2 separate regions of the Homo sapiens genome follow, and region 1 is linked to region 2. Evidence: chromatin loops called from intact Hi-C (ENCODE). Cell type or tissue: HCT116. All regions are shown on one strand. Each heading gives the region's core, and the rest is flanking DNA. Links, peaks and the distances in the headings are about the cores only.

Region 1 (8,682 bases), core at 457-8,456, 150 kb after region 2:
GGAACATAATTCTTCTCTTACCTGATGAAACTTTTTTTCAGTTTGTATGTATTGGCTGATAATATAGAATTTTTAAACTTTCTTTTCTATAAACCAGGAAAAAATGACGTCATACATGTGTGTCCTTTGTTTTGCTTTCATCTGTATTTGTTTCTTGTCCTTTTTATATGTTACCAAGCCTTGTGTTATCACACAGTATTGTATTGTGATAAGCACTTGTAATAGTGAGCCTGCCTTTCTAGTATCAAACCTGTTATTTGTCAGGTTAGTATCATTCAACATATAATTTCTTCTGCAGAGCTTATCTCCAGATACTGCTCACCTTTTCTCCAAATACTCTGGAATGACTTAAAATGAGTGACTTCTTCAGAAGTAACCTGCAAAGCCTTTCATAGTACCATCTACCCCTTTAACTCCTTTAATGCAACTACTGCTCTTGAAGCAGTCATGTCATTATGCTTAAAAGTTTTAAGGAAAAAAGAAGTTTTGTTTCAGATTTTTGTGTGTGTTCAACTAGACTAATTTTTTTAATGTAGGTATTACAGAAGAATGTATCTGAGTGATATCAATGAGCTAAAGTCTTTCTTGTTTTCAGATTAGAAGAAATGGAAGAAAAATATCTAATGAGAGAATCAAAACCAGAAGATATACAGATGATTACAGAATTAAAAGCCATGCTTACAGAAAGAGACCAGATCATAAAGAAACTAATTGTAAGATATTTTGGTTTTAGTCTAACCATGTTAGTAATCAATAGATATTGATTGGGAAAATATGGGACAATCTTTTTAAGTAATGCTAAGTGAAAATAGAAAACACAGAACATGTGCATTGTGATTGAAAGTTCATTGAAATGTTTATGAATAAAGTAATTTTTAAAATTTAAATTTGGCATTAGGGTAAGGGAATTGTACGTCTTTCATTTTTTTTAAAAGAAAGTCTTTTTGATACATATTGAATGTTTAATAATATGTCACTGCCAGTATACAATTAATATACCATTGAAGTGTGTGTATGTATGTGTGTTGCACATGTAGTATTAGGATTGGCTAGCAAAGAAAAGCCAGCACATTCATGCATTAGCCTGTATTGTACACTAACAGGTTGAGCATATTGATTTCCTAAAATGTGTCCTAGCAAACACTAATCCAAAATTTTTACTCTATAGAAAAAAAATGTTCCATAATCTAGCCACAGAAAAGTTGCATGCTTTCTCTTGGACGGTCAGTAACACTGAGGTTCTCTCTTGGAAAGTCAGTAACACTGGGTTCTTAATGGCTCTGAAGTTTATCAGCTAAGAAAATACGGATTTAACAATGAATATACTCTTTAACCATTCATATCTTCAGCTGAAGACTTTGGACTTTAGCATGCAAAAAGAGCATAAGAGCAACATGTATTTCTGAAGTCCTTTTTCCTTAATGCATCTCTGTTTGCATTTAGGAGAGGCAGCCTGTTGTCTGAGACTAGAAGTTCCTGCTGAAAGCAACAGGTAGCAGATTGGGGATCACAGGTAGAATCCAGGAGCAGGCTTTGGAGAGATGAGTGTGTGCTGCTTCAATCCACCAGCCACCCAATTTTCTACATATTGTGAACATGAGCACAGGCCTTATAGATTGCTGCATCTGGTAGCAGCAGACTCATGGAAAATTATATTTCACACATGAAATCAGCAAGCATAGTAAATGTATTGAAACTCTGTTCCATATAAATAGCTATTAATTCCCAGTTCTTACTGAGGAGGTGTTATAATTGTATTTTGTCCTCACAGCAAATACAGTAAAGCAACTTTCGAAAGCAGCACAGCTCACCAGGGAAGAGCCAGGATTGTAGGCAAGGGTTGTTCCATACTCCTTCCACAACAGCCTGATTCCGTGGACTGTGAGGCACATAGGTCAAGATTAGTGATTTGAATGACAGTGGTGACTAAGAGAGGCATAAAGAATTCTACTAGATTTCACTAGAATGTAGTTCTGCTAGAGCACAGCCCTGCATTCTCCCACACACTGTTGTATTTACTTATGGCCTTCCCACATTCTGCTTACTCAATTAGAACATCTTGTTGGTGAAGCCAAAGGTAAAGGTTTTATCTCTATGTGGGCAATCACTTTTTCCCTGTTCTTTGATTACCATTGCTATCATAGATTAATATCTCATATTAGATGCAATCGAATCTATTTACAGTACTGAAGAATAATGAGGCCGGATATGATGGCTCATGCTTATAATCCCAGCACTTTGGGAGGCCGAAGCCAGAGGATTGCTTGAGGCTAGGAGTTTGAGTCCAACCTGGATGATGTAGTGAGACCCTACCTCTACACACACCAAAAAAAAAAAAAAAACAAACAAAAAAAACTTAGCTGGGTATGGTGGCACATGCCTATAAAAAGAAATGGAAATAAAGATTAATGATATAGTTTCATCCTTATCTGTGGAAACAATTCAGTCATGCCCAGAGCCCCATGAATGTAAGTTGTAAACCTGCCCAAACTGCATAGTCAGCCCTGTGAAACAGCTAGGACCAAATAAAACATTTAGGTCCACTTTTGAAGGAAAAGGGTCAAGTGCTCGGGTATGGGGTTTAAAAGGTGTTGAAAACTTATCCCCCAACATTCCTTAAGACAGCAGCAATCATGTCAAGAAATCTTTAAACAAAGTATCTAAATCTTCATTCAGGTTTTATAGTAAATTTTAAATGAAATGGCGTTTATACATTTATGTTTTTAAAATATTCCATAGAAAATATTTAAAAGATGTTTATAATTCTTTTGCATAGGAGGATAATAAGTTTTATCAGCTGGAATTAGTCAATCGAGAAACTAACTTCAACAAAGTGTTTAACTCAAGTCCTACTGTTGGTGTTATTAATCCATTGGCTAAGGTATGTGCCGTAAACACTGTAGAATAGGAATGTGGTTTAAAAGTTGGTTAAAAATTTGGTGAAAATATTTGGAGCAGCATAGTTAGATAAAGCTCCCAAAAAATGTTTTCTTCTATTTAATAATCTAGCACTAAAACTTATGAATTATTTATATGTTCATTTTAAGAATGAAACTGAATACTACTCATATTCCTTTAAATATATTTTACCAATATTATAAAACTTGATTCTACCTTTTTTTCATATTTCTGAAGAAAACTAACCTTCTGACTCTGCTTAAGACTATTTCTTGTTGTTTTCTTATTGTTCACAATCTTCTGCTTATGGTCCAGAAAGAGACTCCAGCCCTGGATACCCAACAGCTGTTCCTGGTTTAAGGCCTAACATCTTAATGGACCTTGGGTTGGACATGTATTTTGTTGCCTACCAATCGTCAGAGAAGGGCTTTACTTCTCTCAGCCTTCTGACCGTTCTTTTTGGTTTGGTTTGGTTTTTTGTTTTTGTTTTGGAGATGGGGTCTCACTGCGTTGCTCAGGCTGGTCTCAAACTCTTGGGCTCAAGCGATCCTCCTGCTTCCAGCTCCCGAGTGGATGGGATTGCAGGTGTATGCCACTTTGCCCAGCTTTATGACCGTTCTTAATTAAAATTGAGTATGACTTATTTTGATATTTGTTACTCTCTTGGGACAAAAAGAAGAGCCTTGAAATAGACATGGCCAAGTCTTATAAATCTTTGTACCCTAGCTTCCCATGGCTCCAATCATGTTTTGGGTATAGTAGGTATTCAGTAAATATTTGTTCAGTTGCAAAATTTCATCACATTCCCTATAAGCCACCACAAATTATTCTGTGAATAAAGGAAGTCATAAAGAATAAATGATTATATATATACATATATATATATATTGGCTTCATAGGAATTATGAATCTTATGGCAGAAATCAGTAGTAGAATAAATAAAAGTGATAGTTCCAAAGCTGTTTTTCAAATTCAGATTTTATTAAGTTTCACGTCATGCCTAATTTTTATTAGGACTTTACCCAGAAATTTTCCTTTCCTTTCACAGCTCGTAAAACTTCTCTATTAAGAACACTGAATCTATCCTTCCTTTACAAGTTAAAGTGTTCCAAACTTTAAACTTGAATGTTTTCTAAAATAGAATGACTGTAGTGGCATGTAGCTGTATCTCAGAGTCTAAAATACTGCCTGGCAGATAGAAAGCTCTGAGTAAATAATTGGTGAATGAATAATTATAATTAGTTTTAGTTTTTTAATTCATAATTTAGGGTGAAATAAGATTTTAATTATAAAGCAAGATTATGAGGTTTGTGGAAAAAAAGATATACTAAAAATACTCCTTTTCATTTATTTATTTTATTGGAATTAAATTTTTTAGCTGCAAAATGATTACTGTAGAACTTTACCAGTATTCTTTTGATTTCTTAAAATAGAAACCTTAAGTAGGTTTAATTATGCCCTCTGGTGACTAGAATAAGAAAATGCAAAAGATACATCTTTGTAAGAACTTTCAAACTACTTTTGACTCCTAATAGTGACTTTAGTTTTCACAAATAGTTCTGAGGAAGGTATTATTATTATTTTCTTTTTCTGGTTATGCTAAAATAGGATTTTCATCAGAGACTCTACAAGTCACAGAATATGACAGAGGAAAATGTTTAGACAATGAGATAAATAAAAATAAAAGTTCCATCTTGTATATTAATTGCATTTTTTCCCAAACTCGAGTTATTTCCCTAAAAAGCTTACAAATTTAATTGGTATACATCTAATTAGTAAAATATGAGAATATTCTAAATATCTAGTAACATGTTAATTTTTATTTCTCATAGCAAGATGATGATCATTGATTCTAGAGATGTGAATAAAATACTTTGAGACTAAAGTTAGTGAATTGCAAGCTGATAGATTTTGATAATCTGCAGTGGAATTTGTCTTTTTATCTCTTAATTTTAAAGACACATTAAAAAATCAGCTGATTACTATTGTTTTGTAACCTTTAAAGTTTAAAAAATATGAGCCAATTAATGATACTGCCAAGTAATATGGAAATTAGACTTAATTATGCAGATATAACTTTCTCTCTTCAGAAAGATAGATGTCACAGTGAATTTAAAACCAGATTATTTCTCTTAAGTCAGCTTTAGGTCTTTAGTAGAAATGTGCAATTTGTTTCAAACTACATTGCCAAGCATTTTCTCATTCCTTTTTTTTTTTCCAGGCAAGAACTGCCTCCCTTTGACAGATGGCTAAATTTCATGGACTCTCTTTTAAAATTATGTTTAACTTTACCCCTTCTCCTAATTTTAGCCTAAATCCATTTAACCTTCTATCTGCAAGACTTGCTCTCTCCCCTAATCCTTTTTCCCTTTTCTTCCCAAAAGGGTATTCTTTACCCCTTGGCACTCTTTTTACCTTCTCTCTCATTCCTCGTGAATGACTCCTAAATGTTTCTTCCTCATTCTTTCTGCCCTGGTAGCATGTCTGTCTTTGAGGATTCCATGTAGATAAAAAATACCTCCAAGGATTCCCAGACCACAGTTTGGGTAACACTGGTTAATTAACATTTTAATTTAACATAAAGCTTCCAAAATTTTCCCATGCCAAATTTCTATCTTCTACCATTCCTATTTTCTCATTTGTCCTCATGCAGGGACTATCCTCACATGTATTATTTTTAATGCAGCAAAAGAAGAAGAATGATAAATCACCAACAAACAGGTTTGTGAGTGTTCCCAATCTAAGTGCTCTGGAATCTGGTGGAGTGGGCAATGGACATCCTAACCGCCTGGATCCCATTCCTAATTCTCCAGTCCACGATATTGAGTTCAACAGCAGCAAACCACTTCCACAGCCAGTGCCACCTAAAGGGCCCAAGACATTTTTGAGGTGAGACCCGTCTCACCAATGTTTTTTTCTTTTCTTTTTTAACTTGAGAAATTTACCTTCTTACATTGCAGAAATCACTACTTTAAGAACAACCTAAGAAAAATTACTATGAAATATTTTCTTCAAAGTATATTTATCCCCTCTCTAGAGAACTTCCTTTTGACTGTGTTAAAAAGATTTTTTCTAATTTGTGGTCATCAGTCAATTTTCTAAGTACTTGAAGAGGTGTTAATGTAATTTATATCATTAGAATTTTAATATTATGCACAATTACTTTATTTTTAGTATTGTCACCAATTTTTAAATTAACAATCCATCCTTATTGTAGAACTTTAAAATAATTTTTTGTTTACTAAGTGGTTTTTGTTTTTTATATATGTTTATTTTTTTCCCTTTCTTGTTTACCAAGATTATTTATAAATATATATATATATATGCTTATTGTCAAAATAGAAACATACGTAAACTCTGGGAACTTAAATATACTTATGCAAAAACTAAATTTAGAAAAAATAAATAATTTTAAAAATTTCCATTCCAATTTTTTACCTTGCAGTTGTTGATTAAATGTATTAGCAAATTTTGAATGAAATGCAAATTTCATTAGAAATTTAGCCATTAGATAAAGTCAGAAAGTACTGTTGTTTTATGCTCATCTTACTATTACTGATTTTTTGCTGCTTTATGTTTTTTTTCTTATTCTTACTAAATCTTAGCAGTGTCACTAGTAATAGTCTTACAAAGTAGGCAGGTTTTTTTAGGCTAAGTGATTAGTGACATAGTTAATGATTAACAAAAAAAATAGCAAGAATGAAAATTAGTCAGATACACCTCTGAATTTGTCTCCTGCTAAATATTTTGTGTTGCTTATTTTCCCTTGTGCATGGGTATGTTCAGGTATCAGTAAGATGCATGTGCATGAGCTCAAGGAACATGACTACTGGAGTTTCCATTACACATTGTTGCGTGCCTTGTAATTTTCCCCAAAGACGGTAGGGATTCTTTTGTTTTCTTAAGTAGCCCAAAGAATCTTTAGTTAGAATTAAGAAAAGTATAAACTATATAACATCAATAACGGGGGAAATTATATTTTTAGTGTTCTCCCTTTCCTGGAGTATTTGCATAGGGAATTATGAAATGAAAATTTAATGTAAAATGCATATAGTAAAAAATACTAGTAGTTACTTTAGTTATATTTAAGGACACATCTGTACGATCAGCTAAAAGAGAAAAGGTGCTGAAAGAGAGGACCATTATTTTATTCTCTCGTTTCCCACAATTCTTACTGAATTTTTTATTCAAAGAAGGTGACATTTTTGCAGTTGTTTTTTGTTCTTTGTGATTGTTGTGATGTGGCTCCTCCTTAACTGACTTCATTTGAGCTGCTGATGCACTCTTATGCTCTCATGGAGTGGAGAACCGATTCTAGTATAGAGGGGGTAGCAAATCTTTAAAACACGACTTACAACATGGGGAACCCGTTGTGGTAATCTATGCTGATGTTTTATGTGCTTTTGCCTTCATTTTGCAAAATGACTTAATGCTGGGTTACATGTCTCTCTTTTTATGAATTCAGTCCTGCTCAGAGTGAAGCTTCTCCAGTGGCTTCTCCAGATCCCCAGCGCCAGGAGTGGTTTGCCCGGTACTTCACATTCTGAAAGAATTGTGTTGGCACAGCTCTGTATAGACTGTTACTAAGAGCATGACTTTATACAGATTGTTATGTAAATAGGCTTTCCTATGTCAAACACTGTGAATGAGAAAGTATTTGTCTCTCCAACTTGAAAATGCACTGTATTTCCTGTGATATTTATTGGAATCATTCTATAAGGTACTATATTATGTGTGTAATTATAACTGTTATTTTTATTTGAGATGGAAGAGTCTTTAACCTTTGTAATTACTGCATAATAAATTTTGTTAGAATCAAACAATGCTTTTTATTTTTTTCTACGTTTGCTTTAATTTTTAAATATTTTTTAATTCCAGGTAAGACTTGTCAACAAGTTTTACTGCATTATAATCATGTCATATCAAATTATTTGACTTCAGTAATCATAATAGAATCAGGATAGGGAAATAGAAACTCTTGTTCCAGTACAATGTGTAATTTTAACTAAATTGTTCTCTAAATTTACAAAGCTAGAATGAAAGTGCTTGTGTAAATTGTGGACTTTCAAGTGTATAAAATACTGTTGACTTTTAGGTGGTTTTTTTTTTTTCAGTTTTGATAGTTGAGATCTAGAACTTTAGTACAGTTAGTATCTATAATTAATACTATGTTTTATGGCCAAAAGTCACTGGGTAAAGAATAAATAGTCAATTTGATTTTAATTTGTCTTAAAGGCCAGTTTGATAGTTTTCTAAATTGGTGTAATTAATAGGGAGTGAGACATAGGGGTTTGGAGCTCAGGAAAAGAAAGACTGGGCTACAGATGTTTTGGAACATGGCATGTATGAGATAGAGAAATCCACAAGTGTGGATGAGAACAACAAGGAAGGGGGTTGAGGATAGAACTTTGGGAGAAACCAACATGTCAGAAACAGACAGGGCTTGAATGAGAATGAGAAGTAGAGTTACAGATCCAAAAAAGCATAGTGTCCTGGAAGAAGAAAGTTTCAGAGAGACCCAGCAGCCAGCCAACAATGTTAAATGCTATGGGTGTCAGAAAAGGGAAAAAATGAAAAGTGTCCATTGGCTTTGACAACTACAAGATGGTCTTAGCAAAAGCAGATTCAGGGTAACAGTGGCAACAAAAGCCAGATTCTAGGAAAGAAGGAAATGGAAGTCAAGGAAGTTGAGACAGTGAGTAAAAACTTCTCTTTGAAAAAAACTTAGTAATACAGGGAAGAGGAAAGAGAAAGTAAAGTCATAGACTGGGAAGGGTCAAGATG
Region 2 (8,682 bases), core at 489-8,488:
ACTGTGGCCCCATCTCCTAACCACCATAAAGCCCCAAGACAGTCTCTAGTCCCTGCTCTCTCTCTCTCTCGTTGTGTGTGTGTATGTGTGTGTGTGTGTGTGTGTGTGTGTGTGTGTGTGTTTGAGACGGAGTCTTTCTCTGTCACCCAGGCTGGAGTGCAGTGGCGCCATCTCAGCTCACTGCAACCTCCACCTCCTGGGTTCAAGTGATTCTCCTGCCTCAGCCTCCCGAGTAGCTGGGACTACAAGCGTGTGCCACCATACCAGGCTATTTTTTTTTTTTGTATTTTTAGTAGAGATGGGGTTTCACCATGTTGGTCAGGCTGGTCTCAAACTCCTGACCTCAGGTGATCCACCTGCCTCAGCCTCCCAAAGTACTGAGACTACAGGCATGAGCCACCACACCCTGCCATATACCCTGCTCTCTTAAGCCATTTGAACCAGCTTGGGAAACTTGACCTGCTGTACTCAGAAAGCCTCATTATGTAAGTAACAAACCTTTCATAACTTCTTGATGTATGTGTGGCATCATCAGTCTTTTAAAATTATTTTTTATTTTTTAATTAGAGACAGGATCTCACTATTTTGCCCATGGTGGTCTCGAGCTCCTGGTCTCAAGCTATCCTCCTGCCTTGGCCTCCCAAAGTGCCAGGTTTACGGGCATGAGCCACCTCGCCCAGTCACATCATCAGTCTTGACATCTGAATCAAGTTCCGGATGGGGGTCTATCCTACTTCTGCAGGGTGATCAGAACAGAATTATTAGGCATATGAGCCGTATCTTATTTATTTCCCTTTCCTCTGTGCCTAAAATAAAATAATTAATAAATGGTTATTGAATGAACTATATTTAAATATTGTTGGAATATGAAAATTCAATTTTATTTGAGCTGTGGAATAAACAGTTTCTTTGTGACCAGTTTAAATATGGTTGATGGAAAAATGAAGACCATCAGAAATATTTTGGAAGAAGACAAATTTATAAATCATTTGGAACATTAAGTGAATATTTATCTAAAAATTGAAAAATTGGCAAAGGATTTGAATAGATATTTCTCCAAAGAATATATACAAATGATCAATAAGCACCTGAAAAAATGCTCCCAGCTACTCGGAAGGCTGCAGTGGGAGGATTGCTTGAGTCCAAGAGGTTGAGGCTGCAGTGAGCTATGATTGTGCCACTGCACTCCAGCCTGGGAGACAGAGTGAGACCTTGTCTCAATATACAAAATAAACGCTAGGCACAGTAGCTCACTCATGTCATCCTAGCATTTTGGGAGGCCAAGGCCATCCTAGCATTTTGGGAGGCCAATGCTTGATCCCAGGCATTCAAGACCAGCCTGGCCAACATGGTGAAACCCCATATCTACATAAAATACAACAATTAGCCAGGCATGGTGGCATATACCTGCAGTCCCAGCTACTCTAGAGGCTGAGGCAGGAGGATCACTTAAGCCCAGGAGGTGGCGGTTGCAGTGAGTAGTTATCATGCCACTGCACTGCAGCCTGGGCGACAAAGTGAGATCCTGTCTCAAAATAAATAAATGAGATAAAATAAAAAATAAATAACAGATAAATGGGGCAATATCTGGAGGAGCATTGACAAGAGAGAAGAATCTATGAAGTGGTGACATCAGAGGGCAGGAAAGTCCATTCCTTTATACAGCCATGGAAGGTTAGGAGGCTAGTGACAGAGGCTGTGTTAGTGGGGTCATCCCTGTGGATACTGAAGCACTGAAATTCATGGGAGGAATCAGGGACAATAGAGGGTTGCCAAATAAAACACTATTTGCTGTTTGTCTGAAAATCAAATTTAACTGGGCATTCTGTATTTTTATTTGCCAAATCTGACAACTTTAGGTGGAGAGAAACACTGCCCTGGAAGGTGTTCTGTGAATGAGAGATAATAGCAATATGGGATAGTGTAGGCACCCCTTATTCATGGCAGATAAGTTCCAAAACCCCCAGTGGTTGCCTGAGACCACAGATCATGCTGAACCTTATATATGCTATGCTTTTTCCTATACATACATACCTATGATAAAGTTTAATTTATAAACTAGGCACCGTAAGAGATGAACAACAATAACAATAAAATAGAAAAATTATAACAATATACTGTAATAAATGTGATTTATTTATTTATTTATTTTGAGACATAGTTTCTCTGTCACTCAGGCTGAAGTGCAGTGGCATGATCTCGGCTCACCGCAACCTCTGCCTCCCGGGTTCAAGCAGTTCTCATGCCTCAGCCTTCCAAGTATCTGGGATTACAGTCATGAGCCACCATGCTCAGCTAATTTTTGTATTTTTAGTAGAGACAGGGGGTCTCACCATGTTGGCCAGGCTGGCTCGAACTCCTGAACTCAAGTGATCCACTCACCTCGGCCTCCCAAAGTGCTGAGATTACAGGCATATAATACATGTTATGTGAATGTGGTCTCTCTCTCTCTCTCTTTCTCTCTCTCTCTCTCAATATCTTATTGTACTGTACTCACCTATTTTCAGACCACAGTTGACTTCAGGTAACTGAAACCTTGGAAAGCAAAACCACAGATAAGGGGGGACTGAGAACTATAGTTGTATGGTATGAGCTTCAAAGAAGCATGATTAGGGGTGGTGAGGTTGAAAAAAAAGGAAGAAAACTGGTTTCAGAAGCATCACTGGGAAGCAAGTCTCCACATCCAGGCACCAAGTCATAATGGGGACTTAAGAAAGCTGCATGACAACCCGTAACTCAGGACACAGCCAGGCCTCATTTAAACAGTGAAGGGGAAGGACCTTGAGAGCCAGGGAGATCTGGGGAAATTAGGAGGCAGGTTGAGCAAGCGAGAGAGTTTCCTGGCCACAGTTGTAATGTTTCAGGAACATAATGAGAGCATTTTTTTTTAAAGGGTTGAGTCAAATAATCTGATAATGGTGATCAGGAAACTTGCCCCATGAGCACAATGGCCATGCCACAGAAATGGGCTGGCAGTAGTACCCTGTCATGCTCAGTCAGTGGCTGCAGCCATACTGGGGCGGTGTGGACCCAGAGAACAGCAAGGGGACTGGCAGCCAACTACACTCCCCTCTGCCAGAGAGACAGGAAGTAAAACCTTCCCCTCCCTTCTGCAGCTCCACTTAGCATTTAGGCAAGGAAAAATGTACTGTAAGTGCCCTTTTATGGCAGTTGGTCATTTTGCTGATTTTCTTCGCAGAAGGCATCCTTTATCCCACACAAAGAAGTTTTCCAAAGATGCCTTGGATTCCACATCTATCCTTTTTCAACTTTCCTCATATTTTAACTATCTTTCTCAATTTCATTTTTATCTTTTCCACACATTTCCTTTAAAAAATAGTGTGACTATCTCAAGCTATGAGACAGGATTGCAGTCCATTTTCCAAAAGAATAAAATTCAATTTCTCTGTAGAGTGATGTCTGTCCTGTGGCCACTCTTCAGGGTATAACAGGTAATAGCCACTGACGATCTGAATTGCAAGTGTGGGGGTGGAAATCAATTAAGCTGAAAGTGAAAAGGATAAAGGAGACTGCTCTACTCTAAAACCCATTCAACTTTCAATGGCCAGAAAACTAAAAATGTTATCTCAAGAGTTTTCTAAACGGTTTAAACCTAACCCGGATGGAAGTCATGGCACGTTCAATTTGAAGTATGATCATTCAAGGCTAGGCGTGGTGGCTCTCGCCTGTAATCCCAGCACTTTGGGAGGCCCAGGCAGGCGGATCACCTGAGGTTGGGAGTTCGAGACCAGCTTGACCAACATGGAGAAACCCCGTCTCTACTAAAAATACAAAATTAGCCGGGCATGTAACGTGCCTGTAATCCCAGCTACTGAGGAGGCTGAGGCAGGAGAATTGCTTGAACCCGGGAGGCGGAGGTTGTGATGAGCCGAGATTGCGCCATTGCACTCCAGCCTGGGCAACAAGAGTGAAACTACACCTGAAAAAAAAAAAGAAAGAAAGAAAAGAAAAAAGAAATATGATCATTCCCACACTCTATGTATAATAATAACACATTTCATGGACATAGGAGGTCCCCACCTGCTTTCTTTCCAGAATAAGTACAATCAGGGATTACATAGTTTTTAATAGAATAATATGCAGTACATGGCCTTGTTACTTTGCTATGTTTTAAAACTACCAGAAGACCATGAAAACAATTTTTCAATTTCTCTAGGGCCACTAAACAGTCTCTTTTCTGTTTCTTTAATGAAAACTGTTTCTTTAATGAAAATATTCAGTCTATATGCCAGGAAATGGATTTTATAGAGAAACATGAGTTGCCCAAATTACCCTAACTTGCCTCCTTCCCTGCAGCTGAATCTACTACATGCATTTTTCGTAGTACATTAAACTGCTGCATTCTCGACACCGCCAAAATAATTTGCATTGTGACTAGAACATGACAATCTGTTCATCAACAGACAAGACACCTCTTTCAGGAATGGGGAAACCCAACAGACTTAGTGTCAACTTATTATTACATGGTAACATAAACTGGAATACGCCGGGTTTCTGTGGTCTACGGAATCAGCTTCCTCACTTCCCTGGAAATTCAACATTTTAAAAAATTATCTTTTGCCATTTTAGCCATTTTTGAATGTACAGTTCTGGGCACTGAGAACATTCACATTTTTGTGCAACCATCACCACCATCCACGTCCAGCCGTTTTTCATCTTCCCCAACTGAAACTCTGTATCCATTAAACTCTGACTCTCCGTTCCCTCTTCCTCCCTAGCCCCTGTCAATCACCATTCTACTTGCTGTTTCTGGGAATTTAAGTGCTCTGAGAATCTCATATAAGTGAAATAATATATTAGTTATCTTTTTGTAATTGGCTTATTGCAGTTAAGTCTTCAAGGCTCATCTATGTGATAACGTGTCAAAACTTCCTTTTTGAGGCTGAATAATATTATATTGTTTGTATATAACATATTTTGTTTATCCATTCACCATCAAGGGACACTTGGGTTGCTTCCATGCTTTGACTTTTATAAATAATGTTGCTATGAATGGGGATGTACAAATAGAAACTTCAATTTTAAGTAAGCATAAGGCTGCAGCAATGACGAGGATACTCATCGCAACCTTCCTTTTCATTTGCTGGGCCACACTTCAGTTACAGGTGGTGACCAGAGTGAATATCAAGTTTAAACTGCAGGTGGCAGCAAATATTCATGAACTAGACCCAATGTCTGGCAAAACCATAGCTGTTTTTTACTGCGTTAAATTTTGCCTCTTTAGAATGGAATTCACATTTTTCCCCAGGTCGCCTATGTTCAACATAAGAAATGCTGGAAGCATTTGTGTGGGTTTAACTAACAAGGAGTACTTTAATTGTGAAATATAAAAGAATGGTGGATCAGTATCTGAGTGCTTGAAATTCTGCTCACAGCTTTCACAGTCTTGCCTGAAATGTCTCAGCCAACCACACATTCATAATCTTGCCACATCTTCAAGCTCTGAAAATAGGTCTTCATCATTCATGAGGAACGGCCTCTGGCTTGTCCATGGGATAGACCCTGCTAGTTGTCTATCCAATATCCTTTTCACTTTTTTGCCTACAAATAAAAACCCCAATTTTGATTAGGCCACCGTGTACCCAACTAAAAAAAAAATCTCCATTGCCTCACCTCTCTTGCAGCCGAGATGAGGGTATGCCACAGTTCTTTCCTGGAGATAGAAGCTCAAGTCTGCTGGAAATCAAAAGTTTTGCTTTCCTGATACAGGCTCCTCCCGTTCTTCCTTGTGTTTGTTGTGTTTCGATTGTTGTTTTGGTTGCTTCCTACCAAAAACCTGGGTGGGAAACTAAAGGTGGGACAGCCATACTGTAACGATGAGACCACCAGGAAAATAAACGCACATGTTAAGCACTGCAGAGTAGAAAAAGGAGCCTGGGGTGATGATGGCCCAGGTGAGGTGCCCCAGGATCCCTGGGCTACCCATCTGTAGGTGGACTGCTTACTTTCAAGCAGGACTTCTCACTTCCTGTTATGCGAGAAAAATATTTCCTTATTGAGTTAAAGCACGATACTTAGACTTATGTTAGGTGAAGCAGCGCCCAACCCCCAGGTGAGATGGATAGATAGTCCCTGGGATGCATCGATGAGTTAAATGTGTGTTTAAAGATAAAGACAATAAATATACTAGCTTCTTTTTTAATTGAGAAAAGGTGCCTAAAATGCAGGGCAGAACTACATTTTTATCAGACATAGGTCTAAAAATACTAAGGCAGATATTACGCAACATTTAAAGTAATGAGTTAGTAGGCTTTTCCATAAATAAAGGAATGGCATTTAGGAGTAGAAGTAGGAGAAGAGGATAATAAATAATAAATAGCAGAGCTATTTTAAATAATAAAAGCAGAGCTGAGTTTCTAAGATGAAAGTCCTCATGAATGTGGGAGTCTCTGTTCATTAACAGCTTCAATTCGTCAGATTTTGCCACAATGTTATAATAACTCATTTGTGAAATGCCACAAGGTCAAGATAATCCTGTCCTCATCCATATCTTTTTAGTGAGAACATTTGGTGCTCTGTATACATAGCTAAAGTATTCATCCAGTGACATGAACATTTACCAACATCTGAGAGAGAGACAGAGAGACAGACAGAGAGAGAGAGAAGGATTCACAGAAAAAGTGAAATGAAAGACTTGGAGAAAATATTCTAGAATCAGAGCACCCAAAGGGATGGAACCAAACAGGAGAGTGACTGTGAGAGAGGCTGAGGTTTAAGTGCTAAAATCAGGTCTAAATCTGTGACTCTAATTTCTTCTGTGTACTTTAAACAGGTTTCTACATTTGTAAAGTAAGAGATGGGAAATGTCTCATGACACTTATAATTTAGTTGGAGAATAAAAAACTAAAGACACATTAGCATAAGAGCAAATAGTGTGGCACAGTGTGTAATTAATGGCTAAATTATATGGTTCAAGGACAAGTGCTACAGAAATTGAGAAAACAATAAGACCAAGAATAGTTGGGAAAGGGTTTCATGGAGGAGATAGGAATAGGGATAATTTACAAAGAGAGAATATTGAAGAAATAACTTTCTAAGTAGAAAGGAAAAAAGACAAGAAAGGATGCAGATGTTTGGCTTGTTTGTGGCATGAAAGGAAGACTTGTTTTGGAAAATAGTGGGGAGTAGATTTAGGTTTGTAGTATTGAGTCAACTCATAGATGCCCTCAAAAGCTAGGAAGAAAACATTTGGAAGTTGAGTAGAAGTCACTTCTGTTTCCTGGAGCGTGGAGATTATTGGCTCAGGCATTCCCAACTCCACTCAAAGCTTTAATGGTTGGGAAACCCAGGAGCATCCCAGGTACCCAAGCTTGTACTGAGTGTCAGCTCCTGAGCCAGCAGCTCTCTTCACTCTCCATCAAACTCCATCCATCAATCCCTGGGTGACTCCTTCCAAAGAGGGAACCAACCCAACCTCCAGAGGGTACTGTCATTTTCAATCCATGAAGAGGATTGCAGGCACTCCCTGCAATTTGAAGAGAAGATTATGATTTGAAAAGGTAGACAGTCTTTTAAAAAGTCAAGAAAAAGTTTTTAAGAGTGACAACCCCAGTACACCATCATGGAATTTCGGCAGAGGCAAAGAAAAAAAAAATTGCCACCAGTGCTGGCCACCTTCTAGAGCTGCTGACTTGGAGGAAGCAAACTAAAGTGCAGAGGACCTCAATAGAGCCTGGATGGGGTAGAGGCTATTTAACAGCATTTCAGAAGAGAGAAGAGACTCGAGTTCTTGGTGATGGTTCCACTCTGCTCCAGACAGGTGCTCCAATCTCATTCAACAAAAATTATTCGGTGAGAGTGTCAAGGGGAATTTGCCCATCATATATCAAGGCATCAAAAGGTCTCGATGAGTGACTCATATTTACTACAAACAAGGAAGAAAATGAATGTCATGGCAACCATACAAGAACCCTACACACCACACACACACACACACACACACTAACAAGTGCTTCTCAAACTTTCAAATTTGGGAATTATGTGAAGAGCTCATTAAAACACAGATTCTAACCTCACTACCAGAATTCCTGATTCTGCTCTCTGGAGAACCCTAGTCACGCATAGAACAATACCTGATTAACCTTTTATTCCAATTCAGTTCATATTTGTAAAGAATGTTGTCACCTAATAAATATGTCTTAAATTTCTTTAGAATACTAAGAGCAGTTCTCCAAGGAACACTTGCCCAGCAACAGCATCTCCAACAATGAACTGACAATAACTCTGGCTTTGAAACTTGAGGACCAATGAACTCTGAACTCTGTTCTTTTCTTTCTTTTTTTTTTTTTTTTTTGAGACAAAGTCTCACTCTGTCACCCAGGCTGGAGTGCAGTGGCGAGATCTCGGTTCACTGCAACTTCCTCCTCCCAGGTTCAAGCAATTCTCCTGCCTCAGCCTCCCGAGTAGCTGGAATTACAGGTGCATGCCACCATGCCCAGCTAATTTATTTTGTTTTGTTTAGGTTTTTTATTAGAGACAAATTATTTTCACTACATTGGCCAGGCTGGTCTCGAACTCCTGACTTCAGGTGATCCGCCCACCTTGGCCTCCCAAAGTGCTGGGATTGCAGGCATGAGCCACTGTGCCCAGCCGAATGAACTCTGCTTCTAAGCAGTTTATGTAAGACTCTTTTTTGCTAATAAAAGCTCCTCTTACCCTTCC

What was found. Hi-C counts contacts between places; a loop is a spot of excess contacts. Peaks named below come from ENCODE experiments on the same cell type or tissue, not always from the same donor. Only the 100,000 strongest peaks of a DNase experiment are listed, where the experiment ranks them.
Region 1: it touches region 2 in a loop (8-fold over the local background); 106 of 110 quality-filtered maps call a loop at or near these places.

Annotation. Positions count from the first base shown.
Region 1 is chr6:118,958,866-118,967,547 of GRCh38, reverse strand. FAM184A (family with sequence similarity 184 member A) reads left to right here. Exons shown (of 18, transcript NM_024581.6): 15 at 596-713; 16 at 2,777-2,881; 17 at 5,585-5,787; 18 at 7,364-7,785. The coding sequence ends at 7,445. The region is part of intron 1 of LOC124901389 (a long non-coding RNA gene); the gene reads right to left. Among named protein-coding and RNA genes, the nearest start is that of MCM9, 28 kb to the right of the region's middle. In HCT116, for the core only: no CTCF peak of the experiment used is centred there; a DNase peak (open chromatin) is centred at 4,377.
Region 2 is chr6:119,107,410-119,116,091 of GRCh38, reverse strand. It overlaps a transcript of FAM184A not described here. Among named protein-coding and RNA genes, the nearest start is that of FAM184A, 33 kb to the right of the region's middle. In HCT116, for the core only: a CTCF peak has its summit at 5,159 (motif pointing right); a DNase peak (open chromatin) is centred at 5,151.